Regions from separate parts of the Homo sapiens genome. Here region 2 is linked to region 1. The links are chromatin loops, found by intact Hi-C in ENCODE. Cell type or tissue: K562. All regions are shown on one strand. Each heading gives the region's core, and the rest is flanking DNA. Links, peaks and the distances in the headings are about the cores only.

Region 1 (10,204 bases), core at 1,233-9,232:
CTATTATCATGTTACAGATGAGGAAACTGTAATATGATGCTGTCTGTATATGTAATAATAGTAGCATGGAGAGGTGACCTAACTTGTTCAAGGAGGAAGAACTGGGATTTGAATCCAGGTTACCTGGCACCAGAACTAAAGCTATTACCTGTGATGCTTCACTGCCTATTGTGGGGCTGACTTAGGTTTCTTCCCTCCCAGCTTTTCTTTGGTATCTAGTCATTTCTCCCCAGCTTTCATAATTTTTAATGTGAAAACATTGGTACAACCTGATTCAAGGAAGGAAAGACCTCATACTGTCTGTAATATCTTTGCAGCCTTTCTGTACTTCCAAAATAAAGGTTTAAAAAAAGAGTCACCATTGACAACATTAACCTATACATTCTCTTTTGCTCTTATTTTTTGTAGAGATGGATTGGTTTCACTTTGTTGCCCTGGCTGGTTTTGAGCTCCTGGCATCAAGCGTTTCCTCCCCACTGGCCTCCCAAAGTTCTGGGATTACAGGCATGGGCCACAGCACCAGGCCTCTTTTTTATTTTCCACTTTACCGTTCTATTAACCAGTCTTTTCTTTTTATCTGAAACTAAACATTAATGACTAAACATTATTGGATAAAATTATTTGCAGCATAAATGGTACTATCTTTAAAAAACACAAAGAATTTTTACAACTCAAAAAAGCAAACATGTTAATATAATGAATAAAGGGACAGGAATATACGAAAAGAAAAAGAAATGGTTTGAAGTGTATGAAAAATGATTTTCACTAGAAACTAAACATGCAGTTTTGCACAAAAATACCTTTTTTTTTTTGGTTTATTAAACTGGAAAAGTTCGTAGAAAAAAGAGAGTAATACCCAGTTTTCCTAGGGCTTTGAGGAGACAGGTTAGCTGACTACCCAAGGTCATACAATATCAAGTGGCAGAGGTATATTGCAGCATTGCTTAAAGTTGTAGAAAAAATAGCAAGATATTAAATATTTATAATGAATAGCTTGATAGAGCAAATCAAGAATTTGGAATAAAAGATTATTTTTTAGTTGCTCCTGAAGATATTTATGGTTAGATGTCAGTGATGAAAGCTGATTACAAAACAGAATGCATACTGTAGTTGAATATTCATTAAAAATTACACTCATGCATTCATATACATGTGAGTAGAAATCATCTCCACAGAAAGATTCCAATTGTTGCTTTCTCCTTACTAGGTGTGTGACTTTAGTCAAGATACCTAATCTCTCAGTGCCTTAAGTTTTCTTTGAAGAGATTCCTTTACAGATTTACAGGTAGTTGAAAGGATTAAATCGGATGAAAAGCAAAGAAAGAGTTTTTGGCAATGCCTGGCACATGTGCCTAATAAATGGCCCTCACAAATGTTTTAAAAAATCTTATTTCTGGCTGAAGAGATTGCAGATAATCTAAAATTTCTTATTTTGTCCTATTCATATTTAAAATTTTCAACAATAGACATATTTTATGAACTTTTTTAAAGCTAAGAACTGTTTTGTTTTTAGGTTAAAGAGAGCAAAGATAGATTTGATGTTATATTAACATCTAGTATATTAGATCTATATCAAAAATTATTACTGTTGCTTACTGAATTGCAAAGTCTAGAGAATCACTCATCTGATGTTGAAAAACAGCCCTTCAACCACATTTACAGTTAATAGTATTCATAAAGAAATAGTAAGTTTTATTGACCCTGAGTGCCAGTCTTTATCTTTAAAGTATAGACAGTTAGGCAAGGTTTCAATAACTAGAGAGTAGATGTTGAAAATTGTAAATGCCAGTTTCTTATATTTGTTTTTAGGAAAGTTTTAAAAATTATTTCTTATATTTTGAATCAGAAAGTGTTATGATTCCTTAATAAAGAGAAAGTCAAACTATCAGATTATTTACTAATTTGGGGAGTTGAATATAATGTTTCCAATAATTTTTCCTGATTTTATTTCCGTTTTGCCTTTAAATCCTTTGAAGCATCTTAACACATATGGTGGTCCATGTTTAACTACTCCTATTGAATGCCAACTCTTCTATTTAAAATGGATTTTCACTGTGTTTTTTTTCATGGCTTTCTTGGAAACCACTCTTGGGATTGAGTGTACTTAAGCATTGAGTTTGCAAGTGAATCCAGATTTCATATTACATTTTCTGAATAGTACAGTGTACGTTTATCTGCTTATTGGTTGCATTCTGGTGCAACTGTCAAGAACAGGTCTAGAAGAAACAAAACTAAACCTAGTTCTTATGAACATATTTGTTTTATGTAATTTCTTTTTGTAGTCTATTTTCTTAAATTTTGATATTTTATAAATGTTAGTTACTTTGTTTATTGGAAAAAGGATGTTGTGAACAAATTATTTTTGGGGTCCAAATTAAACTTGGATTAAACAAGTTTATTGTTTACTGCAAGCATTTTTTGAGCCCTTGATTTTCTAATCTGCATCTTGCCTCTCTAAGGCTGGAAGAGGGTAGGATATATGTTTCCCAAAATCAATTGACTTGACTAAGCCACCCTTTTGCATAGCTGTCATGAAACACATTCTGGGAAATACTGTTCTAAATAAAAATACAGAAAGAGGGCAGAAGATAAAGCTGAAATATTTATTCATTGAATAAACAATAAAACTGGCACTTAAAACTATTGCTTTTTGTGGACACAGATTTAAAGTTTTAGTTTTTTTGTTTATTTGTTTGTTTGCTTTTTTGAGAGAGAGTCTTGCCCTCTTGCCCAGGCTGGAGTGCAGTGGCGTGATCTTGGCTCATTGCAACCTCTGCCTCTGGCTTCAAGCAATTCTCTGCCTCAGCCACCCAAGTAGCTGGGATTACAGGTGCCTGCCACCACACCCGGCTAATTTTTGTATTTTTAGTGGAGACAGGGTTTCAGCATCTTGGCCAGGCTGGTCTTGAACTCCTGACCTCGTGATCCACCCAATTTGACCTCCCAAAGTGCTGGGATTACAGGTGTGAGCCACCGCGCCTGGCCTAAAGTTTTAGTTTTTCTTCTTCCTCTTCATCTCCTCTCCCTCATCCTCCTCACTCCCTTTTTTAAAATAAGAGACTGTTCTTTTGTAAACAATGAAAAAGAACCAGAGAATTATTTTGAGTATGTATTTCCCTAAATAGGTTATTTCTGTGTGTATAGTACTGTGAGTGCTCAAAAACTGCATTAAGTAATTGAGACTGTCCAGTCTGGTAAGCATCTTATAGAGTGAAATTGCTTGGTATTGGGTAGTTTTACCCATTGTTTGTTTTAGTGCAGCTATAATCAGAAGTTCTTAGGAGACAAAATTGCTATCATAAACAGATGTGATGTTGAAAATGTAATTTCAAAACTTTATAAAATGTTGTGGCACTAACACTGGTCTAAAAACAGGCACAGGTGGAGGTTGGATCTAGAAAATTAGCCCTGTAATCTAAGTTGTTTTACTTAGAATGTTCTGTTTTTCTTGCTCTAGACTTCGCAAATCCCAGTAGAAGGTTCACCAAGTAGTAGTAATTTATATTGTTATTAGCAGTATCAATTAATTTTGTTATTTGTGGTAGTTATATACTATAATATATAACAGTATATAACAGTATATAAACAAAATAGTTAATTTTGTTATTTGTGGTAGTTATATACTATAAAGTCACCATGACCACTGAATTAGCGAATAATGAACCATTGCTTCTAGGAAATACGGGGTTAAGTTCCTGCAAACTTCTGGTCACATTTTCATCAGCTAATTAATACATAACCCCATATTATGTGTGCTTTTGTTTAAAAATAGCTTATTGAATATATACGGTTGATTCATCAACATTAAACTCCTGGCCAGGAGCACTATAACTCATGCTTGAACGAAGTGTATCGAACACACATATTTTCTCTGTAAGGCACATCACAGGCTTCTTGTGCTTAGGGAACACAAGACAGCACTTCAGCATTTTGTTTGGAGGCCATTTTAAACAGTGGAATCACCAGAGAACACACAAGAATGGGAAAAACCTGAGACCTAATGTACCATGAAGAGAAACTTGTTTACTGTATAAGAATTGAAACAGGAAGGCAGAGGGCCACTTGCTCAGCCCCAGCTGGAAATGTGTTTGTTGGACAAACATTTTTTGGTGCTCTGTGCATGTCCCTTGAATGACCATGGAAGTCCAGGAGTATTGACTGTTCGAGTTACAAATAAATTTTAGCAAGTAGGCAAATTCACGAATACGGAATCCTTGAATAATGAGGATCCAGCAGTATTTGGATTGTTTTGGAATCAGGTGATGACCTAGAAGCTGAGGTTTCAGGTAACTCAGCTCGTGTTCCCCTGACTGCCCTCCTTCTCTGCTTTGCTGCTGTTCTCTCTCCAGCTTCAGTGTGAAGTATGTGTAGGTTGCTGCTGATCCAGCAAGCGAGAGAATAGAGGGTGACCAAGTAATGGGATTGGAGGAGTGAGTAGAGCTAGGGCTTGGCTATAGAAATTTTGCTGATTGTGCCCAAAATTCTTGGACAAATCGGAGACTTATATTGTACTTTCCTATTTCCTATACTTCAAGTATTAGTGTAATTTATGATAGAGAGTGTAAATGTTGGTTTCAAAGTTAGATTTTACCATATGCAACAAGTCAGTGTAGATGCAGGTTCAACTGTTTAAAGTACTTTAAGTTATACCATACAGCTGTTTGGCTTTTTTGTTCCCATGTGGGCTCATAGTTGCTCACAGCTGCAGTCAATGATAAACGCTTATCTCAGGAGTCCAGGTCAGTTTGGTGCAGGTCAGCTGAGTTGGTATGAAACTGAAAACATGAATTGAATGCAGTCAAATGACCCAATTTTGAGCAGTGCTTGTTAGCTGATTATTAAATAGGTTGTTTATTTGTTTGTTTTTGAGATTGTCAAGTTGATTTTATGTGGAAACTTGGGTTCTTGAGAAAATTTTTAAAAATACCGTATTAAGGGCCTGTTCTGCATAAAGTCCTGTGCTGGTCTGTGGACAATGAATCGGAATAAATAAAATGTGCTATTCCTTGGCTTTTAGAAGATGACAGTCTGATACAGGATGCAAAATATTAAAAAACAAAAAGCAAAGTTGTGGTGGGCTTCAGGAAATAAATTTGTTAGAGAGTAGGGTGCTTGGGGAAGGTGTAGTGAGAGGTATGTAAAGGCCAGTATCAGTGATTACTTTGTGGCTTTTTGTGTAAGTGTGTGTTTGTGTGTATTTGTGTTGGGGGGTGTCTGTTTAAAGTAGGGTGTAAACTTTAAAGCTTTGCATCTTAGGAATAAACAGTTGGGCGACATTGATGGAATGAGAAAAGGGCATTGGTAGGAGACAGGTACTTCTTCATCTAGAGGGACAAGGGCCTTTAACCAGATGCTTGATTGGCAGTGGGAAGGAGCTGTTGAGGAGCAAGAATAAGTGTGTCTTGATCACTGAATATGGACAAGGAGAAAGTAGAAAGTAAGGTTTTGTACTATTTAAATAATAAATGGGCCAGATGTGATGGTTCACACCTATAATTCTGGCCTTTGGTGAGGCTGAGGCAGGCATACTGCTTGAGCTCAGGAGTTCGAGACCAGCCTGGGCAACATGGCAAAACCTCGTCTCTACAAAAAATACAAAATTTAGCCAGGCATAGTGTTGCACGCCTGTAGTCCTGCTGTTTGGAGGCTGGGGTGGGAGAATCACCTGTGTGTGGGAGGCAGAGTCTGCAAGTGAGCCAGGATCACACCACTGCACTCTAGGATGGGTGACAGAGCGAGACTCTGTCTAAAAAAAAATAAGAAAGAAAGAAAAGAATGAATGTTTCTTCTCTAGTCTGTAAATCATTCTAAAACTTAAATCTGGACTCAGAGGCAGAATGCCCATTCCTGAATCTATGAAATTCTTTTGCATTGTTTTATTTTTAGCTGTGAGAAAATATTTTTAAAATTGGTATGTCCATGTGGCTATGGTTTTTTCAAGAATACTTTATTGTGGAATAATTTTAGATTACAGAAAAATTGCGGAGATGGTCTAGAAAGTTCTTGTAATATCCCCTACTGAGTTTCCCCTGTTAAAAACTTTTTTTTGTTTTTTTGGTTTTTTTAGATGGAATCTCGCTCTGTCACCCAGGCTGGGGTGCAGAGGCACAATCTCGGCTCACTGCAAGCTCTGCCACCCAGGTTCACGCCATTCTCCTGCCTCAGCCTCCTGAGTAGCTGGGAGTACAGGTGCCCACCACCACGCCTGGCTAATTTTTTTTGTATTTTTAGTAGAGACGGGGTTTCACCGTGTTAGCCAGGATGGTCTCGATCTCCTGACCTCATGATCCGCCCTCGGCCTCCCAAAGTGCTGGGATTACAGGCGTGAGCCACCGTGCCTGGCCTAAGTGTTATATATTTTAAAAGTGTTCTTAGCTGAAATGGTCTTCTATTTTAGCTAATGGTTTTAGGTGTTGCTGTCTTATATCTAGTTAGTAAGTGTTTAAATACTTGCTATATGACTTTCACTTGGATTGTTTATACACTTTTTTATATTGGTCAGTTACTATATTATTTCAATAATCTTTTATTTGCCTTTATCAAACAACTTCATTACACTAGTAGCCTTCACTAGCATGAAAATTCTCTGGTGCAGTGGACTTGAGTTGATTTTGATGTAGAATTTTGGAACTGGATTAGATGCAAGAGATTGCCTGATTTAGTGGTTCCCTTGACTGTACATTGAAACATCTGGGGAACTTTAAAAAGAAATCTTGCTGGGGTTCACCACCCACCCCCCACCTGAGAGGGATTCTGATTTAATCGATTTGGAGTGTGGCCTGGGCACCAGACTTTTAAAAAAGCTTCCACAGGAGATTGTAAAGTACAGTGAAGTGTGAGAACCACTGTTACAGTTCCTCACTCTGTGGAAAAGAAAAATGAGACTCAGACTTATTAATCAAATTAATGTCTACTTTGGGGATCCAAAATCATTATTAAAATTGGTGAATTTAGAATGACTTTTAGAGGTCCGTCTTGGTAGTTTTAATAATTTGGAAATAAAACTGAACACTGTGAGAGTCTCTTATCCTAATCCTTTTAACTGACCTATCACTGACTTTCTAAGGTCTAATACAGGAGTGATTAGATTTTCCCAGGTATATGTAGTGTCTCCTTCTTGCTTCCTCCAGTTGCCCCCCAACATTTTCCTGAAATTGAATCTTTGCTGTTTCTTTGAGAAAATATCCCCTCCTTGAAAGTTATTTGTAGAATTCTTGTAGGCTGTTCAGAGACGGGTACTCTGCAAATTTGCAAGTACAGGATGTTTTAAATAAAACAGAATTAGCTAACCTTGCATTAAAAGGACATATACAAGCCTCATTGCTTAGCATGGTATACAGTCGATGTTCAATTAGTACTTGAGTAAACAAAAGAAGGGCCCGTGTTTTAATTTTTAAACATTTCTATCTCTCAGTCCATCTTTGCAATGATAAACTGAGTGGTTAGATACGGAATCTGACATTTTGCAAGTTGATTAACTTCTTTAGGCTTTGGTTTCCTTATAAAATTAGGGTTGAATAGATGCTTTCTAAGGTCTTTTCTAGCTCTAGCATTTTATGATTCTATAACCATTAATATTTGGCAATGTAATTTTAAGTAAATGATACATTATCACCTAGCAGTCCAAAGGAAAGAATTTTCTTAGCTAACTAGAAGGTTGTTCAACTAGAGAAGCAAGTAGAATTCAGTATGTTGGTGAAATGGCAAGAAAACTTACTAGGTCGATCAGATGTAGAAAGGACAGTAATAGTGGATCCTTCTTTCTCAGCACATATTATTTATTGCCTATCTCTTACTGGTTGTGTTTACATCTATTGAAATCCCTTCACTCATAAAGTCTTTGTGTACTATATTTGGAGAATGCATACTCGGTATTACTGAACTCAGATTACAAACACATTCTTATGTTTTTCTCTCCTTCCACTCACATCACCTTTTTTTTTTTTTTAAAAAAAACAACCACCAAAAAACAAATTGAGATTACATCCAGAAACCAGTGACTATATTTAGCATTTAAGATCAAATGGTTAGTGATTGATGTTTAGCTATGTTATTGTGCTGATAATTTGTAAAATAATCTGCTTCTGGGGATAGGTAGCAGGCTGAATTTGTGATTGACTATGGAGATTTTAGAATCAAGAGATCTCTTGAATCAGAGACATAGAGGGAATTGGTGACTTGCTCAGGTTCTCAGATAGGATTTGATTCTGGATCTCAGTCAGATCCCTTCCCGTGTTACTATACTGCTTCTTATGAATTCTATATTAGGCCAAGTGGGCGAAGACAAATATTCTCTTTTGTTAGAAATGGGTATGAGGATAATCCGTGTACCATAGATATGATTGTTTGCTTAGAGAGCCAATCAGTTGTATAACCTATTATAAGTATATAGTATGAACCACTTTTTAAGTAGCTTACATGTTTATTAAAGTGATGATTTTCAGATGTGAAGCAGTATTATAAAAATTTGATATTTCGAATTCAGAACATCCTATAACTTCCATAATATATTCCAAAATATAGTGTAAATCTCCCCAGAGATTAACACAGTGAAACTGTCAGCTAGTATGTTTCCTGTGATTCTCAAATTAGGGACAAGGAACAACCTTAAACTATAGTGAGGAGACAATGAGATTTTTTTGAATTTTGAAAGGATACGTAGGTGAGAAAAAGTTGGCAAACACAGCATTTAAAGCCAATATGAAATTCCCGCTGAGTGGTTTTAATTTTCCGTTTTGATTGACAGCCACCTTTTGCACATTTCCTCGTCCTTGTTTTGACAAGATTTCAGAGGATTAGAAAATTGATTCTTCAGGCATTTCTCCTTCCCTTTGGCCTTAAACAAAGGTGGGAATGTTCAGTAATAGAATTCTGTCTTGAGAAGAAATACAGTTAATGGAAAGGAGATGATGAGTTTCTTTGTAAGAAGTTTCCAGGTAGGGGAACATGTAAGATGTTATCAGATGTTTCTCTAGTGGGACCAGTACTGAGCATTATTTTATTGTTCCACACCTGAATTGACTCTGTATTTAGGAGAGTAGAAATTCCTGGAATTTAGTTTGAGCAGTATTACAGAAGACGTGGTAATTCTTAAGTGTGACTTTGGTCTTTCTCAAGGAATAAAACAGCACTTTTGTCTATTGGCAGACCTCTGCCATTTAATTAGTAAATGCATCCCTTATGCCTCACAATGCACTCTTTTTTTTTTTTTAAACATTTATTTTTAATATAACACTTATAGCTATAAAATTTCCTCTCGGTACTATTTTAATTACATCTCACAAATTTTGATATGTTTTAGTTAGTGTTGAGTTCTAAATATTTGCTTATTTCTATTATAACTTTTACTTTGATTCATAGGTTATCAAAAACTTATTGCCAAGTTTCCAAATATTTGAAGATTTTTCTAGATATATGAGCTACTTATTCCCTTATAAAAGTTACTGTAAAACTTAGGCTTAAAACACTGTGTACTTGTTATGTCTCAATTTCTGTAGGTCAGGGAACTAAGGATGGCTTAGCAGATTCCAGTGCTTCAGGTTCTTTTACAAATCTGTAATCATCCTCTGGCTGGGGCTACAGTTTTATATGAAGGCTTGATTGAGGAAGGATCCACTTCCAAGCTGGCTGTTGGCAGGACTCAGTTTCTCAATAGAAATGAAAAATCTTTTGAAAGTGTCATTCTACTTAACATCCCACAGCACTTGAAATTGTTTTATATATTTTACTGCTGCGTGTTGTTAACTTCTGAATATATTGTTACTAATTTTCTTTGAACAATTTTTATAACACAACTAAAAAAAGAAAAGAATCTCTGTTTAATCCCTATGTGTTATATCTACTTTCTGAATTCTTTTCTATAAATTATGATTTGTATGTAATTTTTTTTTTAGCCTGAGGAACTTTTTTTTTGCATTTAAAAAAAATTATACTTTAAGTTCTAGGGTACATGTGCACAATGTGCAGGTTTGATACATAGGTATACATGTGCCCATTTTGGTTTGCTGCACTGATCAACTCATCATTTACATTAGGTATTTCTCCTAATGCTATCCCTCCCCCAGCTCCCAACCACCCACATGGACAGGCCCCAGTGTGTGATGTTCCCCGCCCTGTATCCAAGTGATCTCATTGTTCAATTCCCACCTATGAGTGAGAACCTGCGGTGTTTGGTTTTCTGTCCTTGTGATAGTTGTTGCAGTTG
Region 2 (10,204 bases), core at 1,570-9,569, 110 kb before region 1:
ACACATATATATATGTATGTATTTATGATTATATCCTCACCTTTCCTAAAGAAATGGCAGCATACTGAACATACTATCTTTTACCTTGCTTTTTTCTCTTAATCCATCTGGAGATCACTCAATAGCATTACGTAAAGATATTTCTCTCTCTCTCTCTTTCTCTCTCTCTCTCTCTCTCAATACAGCTGCAAAATGCATTTACCAGTTTATTCAACCAGTCCACTATTAGTGGTCATTTGGGCTGTTTCCAATTTTTTTGCTATTACAAAGATTGCTACAAAGTGTAGTTTTCTGCATACATCTTATATTTTTTGCAGACATCTTTGGGATAGATTACTAGAAGGGATAGTCCTGGGTCAAAGGAAAACACATATGTAATTTTGCTCAATGTTGCTAACCCTGCCACCATCATGGTTATGCCATTTTGTATTCTCATCCACAATACCTGAGAATGCCGATTTTTATACAGCCTCACCCACAGACTATGTGGTCAAACTTTCTAATTTTTTTCAATATGACAGGTAAGAAATGGTAACATAGTAATTTACACTTCTGTTCTTGTTAGTGTGATTGAACATGCTTTCATGTGCGTCAGGGCCATGTACATTATATGCTATGAACTATCTAGTCTTACCTCTTTTTCTATCAAGTTGTTGACTTTTTTCCATCCTACATTTTTTTAAAAATGAGCTAACATTCTAAAGAAACACATAAACAGAGAATGAAAATACAATGTAGTAAGAGTAATGATAAATGTAGTAATACATTTAGTAAATACCTGATTTCCCAGAGTCATGGGAACAGAGAGGAAGATCACTTGGCCGGGGCTGGGACGGAAGCTGAGGGCTGATGATGTGGTGAGGCAGGGTTTCCTTGAGGCAGCGATGTTTGAACTGTGTTGTAGAGAATGACTAGGATCTAGACAAGGGACAAGGAGCTGGAGGTTGGGGTGGGTGGTGAGGGCATTTTGTGCAAAGGGCATAGCTTGAACAAAAGGCTAGGAGGGGAGAAACAGCCAATAGCACTGTGCCTAGCAAAAATACAAGTTCCTCATTGCTAGAGAGTCATCACTAGGAGGGTGAGCTGGGAGGTGAGGCTGGAGCTTTGCTCTGTAGGTAATGAGGACCCCTGATGGTTTTATAGTCTTATTTATTTATTTTATTTTACTCTTTTGAGGCAGAGTCTCACTGTGTCACCCAGGCTGGAGTGCAGGGGCTCAATCATGGCTCACTACAACCTTGACTGCCCTGGGCTCAGGTGATCCTCCCACTTCAGCCTCCAGAGTAACTGAGACTACAGGAGATGGTGTCTCACCATGTTGGCCAGGCTGGTCTGGAACTCCTGGGCTCAAGCAATCCTCCTGACTCAGGCTCCCAAAATACTGGAATTACAGGCGTGAGCCACCACACCTGGCCCTCTGAAAGGTTTTAAACGAGCAGACACTGGTTGGTGTTGGGTTTAAATAGAAGACACCTGACTGTGTGGAGAATGGGCTTAAGAAAAGCGAGGAGTCTGGGGCCCAGCAGGAAACTGTTGAAGTGGCCCAGGGGAGTGGAGATGGGGCCTGAACTAAGCCAGGCACAGAGGAGACACATTTGGAGTGTGTATCGAAGAGTAAGAATGACCCCCAGTTTTCTAGTTTGGCTGACTAGTGAGTAGTGGTACCCCAAAATAACACAGAGAAAACAAAAGAAAGAAAACGGGGGCCAATGAATAAATTGATGGCATTGACTAGATGTGGATTTGTACATGCTGCACAACAGGCTAACAGAGCAGTTAAAATTAAGCCCAAATTGTCATAAAGTATTGTGACAGCGACTGAACTCATTACTGGGACTAAAAGTGGTCTCCATGAGCCACCAGATGCCTTTTGTTACGGAAAATCCCTATTGTTTATGAATCAATAGTTGCTCTTCTGATGAAACTCAGGGTTTGCTGCTCAGCACAGATGAGATGTTGGCTATTGTCTCGCTTCGATAATTGAATAGCTAATTCAGAGTTGATAACCACTTTACCAGTTACAACTTGGAGGCCAATGCAGTGGCCCTGTAAAAGTATCTTGTTTTAACATTTGCGAAAGAATCAAGTTATATATCTTAATGATATAAAAGTGATACAAATTAGAAGCTTTTATTATATAGCAGAGATATATCTCTAGATGAACACAGGTCAGAATGTACTACAATTACATAATAACATTCAAATATCCTATTATGAAGCACACTTGGTAAACTGGAAAGCTTTGCCACCGTTTAGCAGTGAACCTTATACTTTTAAGCACTATATGTATAGTACTTAAATATATATATGGTACTTAAATATGTGTGTGTGTGTGTGTGTATATATGTATGTATTTTTTCTTTTTTGGGACGGAGTCTCGCTCTGTTGCCCAGGCTGGAGTGCAGTGGTGTGCTCTTGGCTCACTGCAACCTCTGCCTCCCAGGTTCAAGCAATTCTCCTGCCTCAGCCTCCCGAGTAGCTGGGATTACAGGCACGTGCCACCATACCTGGCTAATTTTTTGCATTTTTAGTACAGATGGGGTTTCACCGTGTTAGCCAGGATGGTCTTGATCTCCTGACCTCGTGATCCGCCCACCTCGGCCTCCCAAAGTGCTGGGATTACAGGTGTGAGCCACTGCGCCCGGTCTGTATTTTTTCTTTTGAGACAGAGTCTCACTGTTGTCCAGGCTGGAGTGCAGTGGTGGGACCATAGCTCACTATAGCCTCAAACTCCTGGGGTTAGGAGATCCTCCTGCCTCAGCCTCCCAAGTAGCTGAGATTAGAGGTGTGTACCACCACACTTGGCTAAATTTTGTACATTTTGTAGAAAAAAGGTCTCACTGTGTTTCCCAGGCTGGTCTTGAACTCCTGGCCTCAAGATATCCTCCTACCTCAGCCTCCCAAAGTTGTGAGCCACTGCACCCAGCCTAGTACCACATATTTTTATGTCTTTTCCATGTATTCTATATTCAGGAAATAATCTGGAAAACACACTGAATAGAGCCACAGACTTGGCTTCAAATCCCAACAACTCGTCTGAGTAACATTGGCAGGTTGCTTTTCTATGAAATGAGAATCATTGTGCCTACCTATAAGTCAATTGGGATAATGGATGTAAAGTGCTTGCCACAGTGCCTGCTACATGGTATGTATTCAATAAATATCAGCTGCAATATTGGTCTCATCATGCTTCCCCTAAATCCTTGCCACCCACCCCATTCTTCCCTGAAAAAACATAGATGATTAATACAAATTTAAACAGCGACCATCATAACTTTACTTTTTGTATTTGAATTTGCAACACCAGCTCACAAAAGAGTCTGTAGTCTTCCTCTGGCTCATTTAACTCTAATTTGGGTAAGATGACGCTGAGAGTATAGTGGTGCTATTCCCTGCCGGGCCAATCAACCCAACTTCCCCCAGTTGTAGTTAACTTAATTGGGGATGATGCAACACTTAGGCTTTTTCTATGGACACACAGTTTTTAAAAATAAATACACAAAACATTATAATTTCTATCCTGTAATTGCTATACTACACATTTAAAAAACAACAGATAATTTAAAGCCAGTGTTATAGAAGCAATAATGGTCATATCTTATAAATGCATGAGTTGTCATCATTAAAAGCAACCCTACCTATTACTAAGACTGAACCCCTTATTTTTCCCATGAGCTGTCTGACACTGGAAGAGGTTAGTTGAGGAGTTAACCAAAGGTACCAGGGTAGTTGAAAATAGAACCACCACCACAACCAAAAAACCCCAACACTCCTGATTCTCAGTTCGGAATGTTTTTCTCTCTATTCTGCCTTGTAAAAGAAACTGTCATCTCATTCATGGTGTTGTGGATGTCAAAAGCCCTTGGAGATTGCTTTAGTGTTTTATGTGGTCTTTCTCCTCCCACCAGTTTAATTTTCTGGTGAAGCCTTTTTCACTGATCAATGAACAAATATAATTGGACACTTACTATGTGCCAGACACTGTGCTAAACACTTTCCCCAAACTTTTCTTGTTATCTGCACAATAGTGTTATGACACAGAATTATTACCCTGATTCACGAAGAGGTGAGTTCTACAGTTTAGTGTCAAAGTTTTGCCTTATTGTACATCCACGACAGAGAATGTTGATTCCCAAATCTGGCTAATTATTTTGGGTTCTTAATAACTGAAATCTAAATTTGATCTTCAACAAACATGTTTTTCAAAATGTTATTTTTACACGATTGAAATTCTCCCATATGAAAAACTGATCATAGTTAGAAACTATTCCCTCTGTGGGCTATTGTAACTTCCCAGCCTGTGAGTGCAAATGAACTGATTGTATCATTCAATCCTAATATTTTCCTAGTTTAGTATCTTTCCCACCCCTGTAACTATAAAAAATCAACCTCCTTTCAAATGTCTCCTCTCCTCCGTCCACCAGCTCAAGTCTCTGGAGGTCCCAGATGCCCACGCTTCCCTCTTTGCTCTCTTCGAGGCTGCTGCTCTGTAAGTTTTGACTTGGCTGCTGCTCAAACCTGTTTTATCAAGCCAGTGGAGCACTTCTCTACATTGGCCGTTGGCCAAAGTGAAGTTCTGCTAATCTCTGATCCCCAGATCACTCAACTGCCACTAGGCTTCTGGCTACTGTTCCATTCTGTGTATTGCCATTCTGACTTGGACTCCTTGGCTCAACGAGAAGGGAAACAAGTCCCTTCCACTATGAGATGCTTTCTTAGAGGGTCCCCAGAAGGTTTTCTTGGGCCCCCACAAAACAACACAATTTTGGGTGACAACTCTTTTAATTATTTAGCAAGCACACTACTGACTGGCTAGGGACTCACTAGGTACTTTTTTTATTTTGTTTTTGTTTTTTTGAGACAGAGTCTCGCTCTGTTACCCAGGCTGGAGTGCAGTGGTACAATCTCTGCTCACTACAACCTCTGCCTTCTGGGTTCAAGTGATTCTTGTTCCTCAGCCTCCCGAGTAGCTGGGACTACAGGCATGCACCACCACACCTGGCTAATTTTTGCATTTTTAGTAGAGACAGAGTTTTGCCATGTTGCTCAGGCTGGTCTCCAACTCCTGGGCTCAAGTGACCCACTTGCCTTGGCCTCCCCAAGTGCTGGGATTACAGGCTGTCATCTACCGCGCCTAGCCTAGGTACTTTTGATTTTAAAACTCCTCTACTCTGACCCCCAGGTCTTCTATTGAATCCAGGGCACCATGCCATTCTTATTCTTTGCTCCTCGTGAATTCTTTCTACCACTTAGCAAAATGTACCTGTGGAAATTTTCTTTCATCAGCACCCTTCTCCCTCACTAACTCCCTATTTTCTATCCCCTATCCAGTTTACCAAACATGTTTCGAGTTATTTTCCCTAGAAACTTCCAACTCCCTTTGAAAACACTGGATACAGTTAGCTGCCAAGAGGGAAGCAGAGAGGGAATGTTTCCCCAGTGCACAGCCAGAAACCAACCCTTCTTATCTTCCTGGGTAAATGCATTTTCATAGTGGAATAGAAATATTTACATTTATTTTTTATTTTATTTTATTTTTTTGAGACGGAGTCTCACTCTGTCGCCCAGGCTGGAGTGCAGTGGCGCGATCTCGGCTCACTGCAAACTCTGCCTCCCAGGGTTCACGCCATTCTCCTGCCTCAGCCTCCCGAGTAGCTGGGACTACCAGCACCCACCACCTTGCCTGGCTAATTTTTTGTATTTTTAGTAGAGACGGGGTTTCACTGTGTTAGCCAGGATGGTCTCAATCTCCTGACCTCATGATCCGCCCGCCTCGGCCTCCCAAAGTGCTGGGATTACGGGCGTGAGCCACTGCACCCCACCTTTACATTTATTTTTTAAAAATACAATTGAATGTCATCTAGAATTACTATGTAGTCTTCCATAAGCTCTTCTACAGTTCCTCCTTAGAACCAATGTCTGAAGTTGAGTGTCTCCTCTTCACCCAGCTTCCTGAGACTAAGCACAATTTACAGCAGGCTACAATCCAGGATTAGTTTCAGTGTCATACTTTTGATGTTAAAAGAGAAGACATAAGCTCTTAATATTTGCCATTCATTTGCCATGCCATAAAATGAACATTCAAATACGTGACTATTGATCCCCAAAGAGAGTCTTATAATTATAACATAAAAACAGCTCTTACCTTTTACCTGAAATGGATTATAACCAGGCTTATGAGCATTTGGGCCAGGATTAAGAAAATACTCCACTTTGAAAATTTTCGTTTTTTAGCAAATTCAGCAGTATTTCAATGAGAAAATTACTTTTCTTGTTGTATATTTTATCAAGATTTTTAAACTTAATCATTTTATTTAAACTCTAGTATAACATTTTTAAAATGTTATTTTCAGTGGCAAGGAAGTTTGAGCTGAAGGGGAGGACAACATCTGGGAAAGAAAACACAGCTGGGCACGGTGCCTGTAGTCCCACCTACTCGGGAGGCTGAGGCAGGAGAATTGCTTGAACCCAGGAAGTGGAGGTTGCAGTGAGCCAAGACCGAGCCATTGCACTCCAGCCTGGGTGACAGATTGAGACTCCATCTCAAAAAAAAAAAAAAAAAAAAAGAGAGAAAGAAAAAGAAAACACAAATGGGTCTGGGACCTCCTTTGTGTTGTAACCAGAGGCCCCTCCCCTCCCTACTATCACACAACCTAGATGGGAGAAGTTAAAAAAAAATCAAGTCAAAAGGCCCTGTATTAAGGAGAAATAATGTCGTGGTGGAGAATGAATTTGGGAGCTTTGGAACTGGGGGAAAAACAGCAAGATAGACAAGAAGAGTGTGGGAAAAATGGGGGTAGGTGGAGAGGGACACACAGCCCTTGGAAGGGGAGTTCGTGAGGGTTTTTCTGTGCTCCAGTCATCCAGGAGGAAAAGCCTAATTTTAATTTTATTTGTTACCTCCAATATAACATTTTTCAAGGTGACGAATGGGACAAGGGTGGCACAAGGCATTTTCTTTAGTGTGTTAAAGTCATAGCTGAGCTGGCTGGGCACGATGGCTCACGCCTATGATCCCAGCACTTTGGGAGGCCAAGGTGGACGGATCACCTGAGGTCAGGAGTTTGAGACCAGCCTAGCCAACATGGTGAAACCCCATCTCTACTAGAAATACAAAAATTGGTCAGTGTGATGGCAGCTGCCTGTAGTCCCAGCTACTCAGGAGGCTGAGGCAGGAGAATCACTTGAACCCAGGAGGTGGCAGTCGCAGTGAGCCGAGATTATACCACTGCACTCTAGCCTGGGCAACAGAGTGAGACTCTGTCTCAAAAAAGAAAAAAAAAAAAAGAAGTTATAGCTGAGCCCAGAAGTCTGGAAAGTTGAGGATTTCAGATGTAGATACATCTCATACAAAAACATATTGTAATAATCCAAATAAAATGGTAGGCCAAAGATAAAAATATTCCAGATAAAATATTTGAAAATAATTTGTCTAATTACTATAAAAAGTTTAATTACTCAAGGATTTGATTATTTAATCAAGATTTTTAATCTCAACTTTATAAAATGTATAAAAGCTAAGGTATTTTTGAGATACATTATTTATTTTGGATAACTCACTTTCTTAATATAAGTTGAAAAAATTGTTCTCATAACAGCTAACACTAAAGTTTCACTTAGGTTGAAACCTTTCTTTATTATTTTTAGGCCATTGAAAGTGAAGGAGAAGAAACCCATAGGGCATAGCCTAAAAGGGCCAGCCTAAAGGAGACAGTTTTAAACTTCTGCACAAAAGAAGTAAAAGGAATGTGGGGGTGGGAATAGCTATGAGAGAGAAAGGGTGAGAGAAGGCAGCCTGAAGAAGCTGGAAGGCTGAAACTGAACAACACTGGGGTGTTCATTATCTGTTGCTACATAACAAATTACTCTAAAATTTAGTGGCTTAAAACAACAAATATTTACCATTTCACAGTTTTTGTGGGTCAGGAATCTGGGCACTGCTTAGCGAGGTGCCTCTGGCTCAAGATCTCTCGTAAGATTGCAGGCAAGCCGTCAGTTGGGGCTGAGGTTTTATGTGAAGACTCAAGAGGGAAGATCTGATTCCAGGCTCTCTCACATGGTTGTTGGCAGGATTTGGTTCCTTGGAGGGGTATTGGAGTGCACTGTGTGCCTCTCCATAGAGCAGTTCAAAACATGGCAGCTGAGGCCGGGCACGGTGGCTCCTGCCTGTAATCCCAGCCCTTTGGAAAGCCGAGGCGGGCAAATCACTTGAGCTCAGAAGTTCGAGACCAGCCTTGGCAACATGGCGAAACTCTGTCTGCAAAAATTAGCCAGGTGTCATGGTGTGTGCCAGCTACTTGGGAGGCTGAGGCAGGATGATCACTTGAACTCAGGAAGTCGAGGCTGCAATGAGAGTGACTGAGCCACTGCACTCCAGCCTGGGTGACAGAGTGAGACCCTGTCTCAAGAAAAAAAAAAAAAGGGCAGCCGGCTTCCTTCAGATGGAGAAAATGAGAGAGGGCACCTGAGACAGAAGCCACGGTTATTTTGTAACCTAATCTTACAGGTGCCATTTCATCACCTCTGCCCCATCGTGTTTGCTAGAAACAAGTTCACAAAACCCAGCTCACATTGAAGGGGAGGGCATTACAAAGGGCATGAACAACAGGAGGTAGGGATACAGGTTACAGGTAGCCAATGAGAAGTCCTCAGCAGCACTGGGAGTATTTTAAGAGCAAGAATGTTAAATATTGAACTTTCAGTTTTGGTGTTTTTTTGTTTGTTCATTTCTTGTTTTGTTTTTTGTTTGTTTGTTTGTTTTTTTACTGAGACAGAGTCTTGCTCTGTTGCCCAAGCTGGAGTGCAGTGGCACAATCTTGGCTCACCGCAACCTCCACCTCCCTGGTTCCAGCGATTCTCCTGCCTCAGCCTCCCAAGAAGCTGGGACTACATGTGCATGTCACCACACTCAGCTAATTATTCTATTTTTAGAAGAGACGGGCTTTCACCATGTTGGCCAGCCTGGCCTCGAACTCTTGACCTTAAGTGATCCACCCACCTTGGCCTCCCAAAGTGCTGGGATTACAGGCGTGAGCAACTACGCCCAGCCCTTCAGCTGTTTATAGTGCTGCTTCAGCCTGTTAAGCATCAAAGCTGACTCTATACAACCCATCACATGGTGGAAGAATGATCGATCCATAAGAGGTGTGGTAAGGCGGGGTTGATGGACAGAGAGTTGGAAGTTATCCAGACTTTGACCTTTGGTTGCCTCATTCTTTCATTCCTGTATTCTTTGAGGCCTTTTAGAGCACTCCACTTCAGTGACCATGACTTGATCAGTTTTGTTAGACCACTTATGCTCTGGAACCTAGCATTTAGAAAAGTTAAAAATATTATTTGTGTTTTTCAAAAAAATCTAATCTTGTGCATTTTATAGTTTTTAAAAAAATTATAAAAAGTAGATTTTTATACACAAACTGAATAATCAACTTCTAAATAAATTTGCTCCAAAAAGTTACTTAATCCTAACAGAAAAGGAAAACCCCATACATATATACATTTATTTGTGTCTGAAACCATATACTCATCTATTTAAGCAAGACTTTTCTTGATTAATTTTGTATTTAAAAAATTTCCTGATTCTTTATATTTTCTCTGATTTTAAGGGCAAAATTTATGCTAGATTTTAAATTAGAAACATTCTTCTCATTCCTGCCTTGTTCCATTGATTGATTAAATTTTTTTTTATCTCCTAGTGCTTATCATACATGCTTAGAAAACACAGGGTTTCCATCAGTCATCTATCTTGGTTGCTTTATCTGTTGAGTCATAGTCACATTGCCACAGATTCTTGGTAATCTGAAAAATACCAAGATGCTCTTAGATAACTGAAAACCCCAGCGAAGTAGTATTTCCTGCGCTGTACCAAACAAGCTCTGCAGAAAAGTAACTAGGCTGGAGCCAGTAGTTGACAGTGAGGTTGCCCAATCCCAGTTCTATGGAGAGCCCTGCCTCTGGGTCTACACAGCACAATGGAAGAAAGACAAAGAGAATGGCCTGCCCCACTACCTGCTCCTCAGTGGCCTGAGATTCTGTATAATCTGAAATAAATCTAAATGAATAAGAAGACGGGGTTTCAAATATGTGAACCATGATATGATAGCATGTAACAGAATGGCATGTAATAGAGAAAGCACAAAGAGGGAAAATAAAAGAGCTCCTGCTCCCAGTCTTTAGAGATGAGGATGCTTACCGCGTGCTGGTG

What was found. A loop is a pair of places that touch in the nucleus more often than their neighbours do. Peaks named below come from ENCODE experiments on the same cell type or tissue, not always from the same donor. Only the 100,000 strongest peaks of a DNase experiment are listed, where the experiment ranks them.
Region 2: it touches region 1 in a loop (2.2-fold over the local background); 2 of 110 quality-filtered maps call a loop at or near these places.

The regions. Positions count from the first base shown.
Region 1 is chr4:159,146,572-159,156,775 of GRCh38, forward strand. All of the region lies in intron 1 of RAPGEF2 (Rap guanine nucleotide exchange factor 2), which reads left to right. Among named protein-coding and RNA genes, the nearest start is that of MIR3688-1, 23 kb to the left of the region's middle. RefSeq lists a silencer at 4,186-4,480. In K562, for the core only: no CTCF peak of the experiment used is centred there; DNase peaks (open chromatin) are centred at 4,450 and 4,720; H3K4me3 peaks cover 359 bases.
Region 2 is chr4:159,037,824-159,048,027 of GRCh38, forward strand. It overlaps a transcript of SPMIP2 not described here. Among named protein-coding and RNA genes, the nearest start is that of SPMIP2, 7.7 kb to the left of the region's middle. In K562, for the core only: no CTCF peak of the experiment used is centred there; DNase peaks (open chromatin) are centred at 4,578 and 9,138; H3K4me3 peaks cover 649 bases.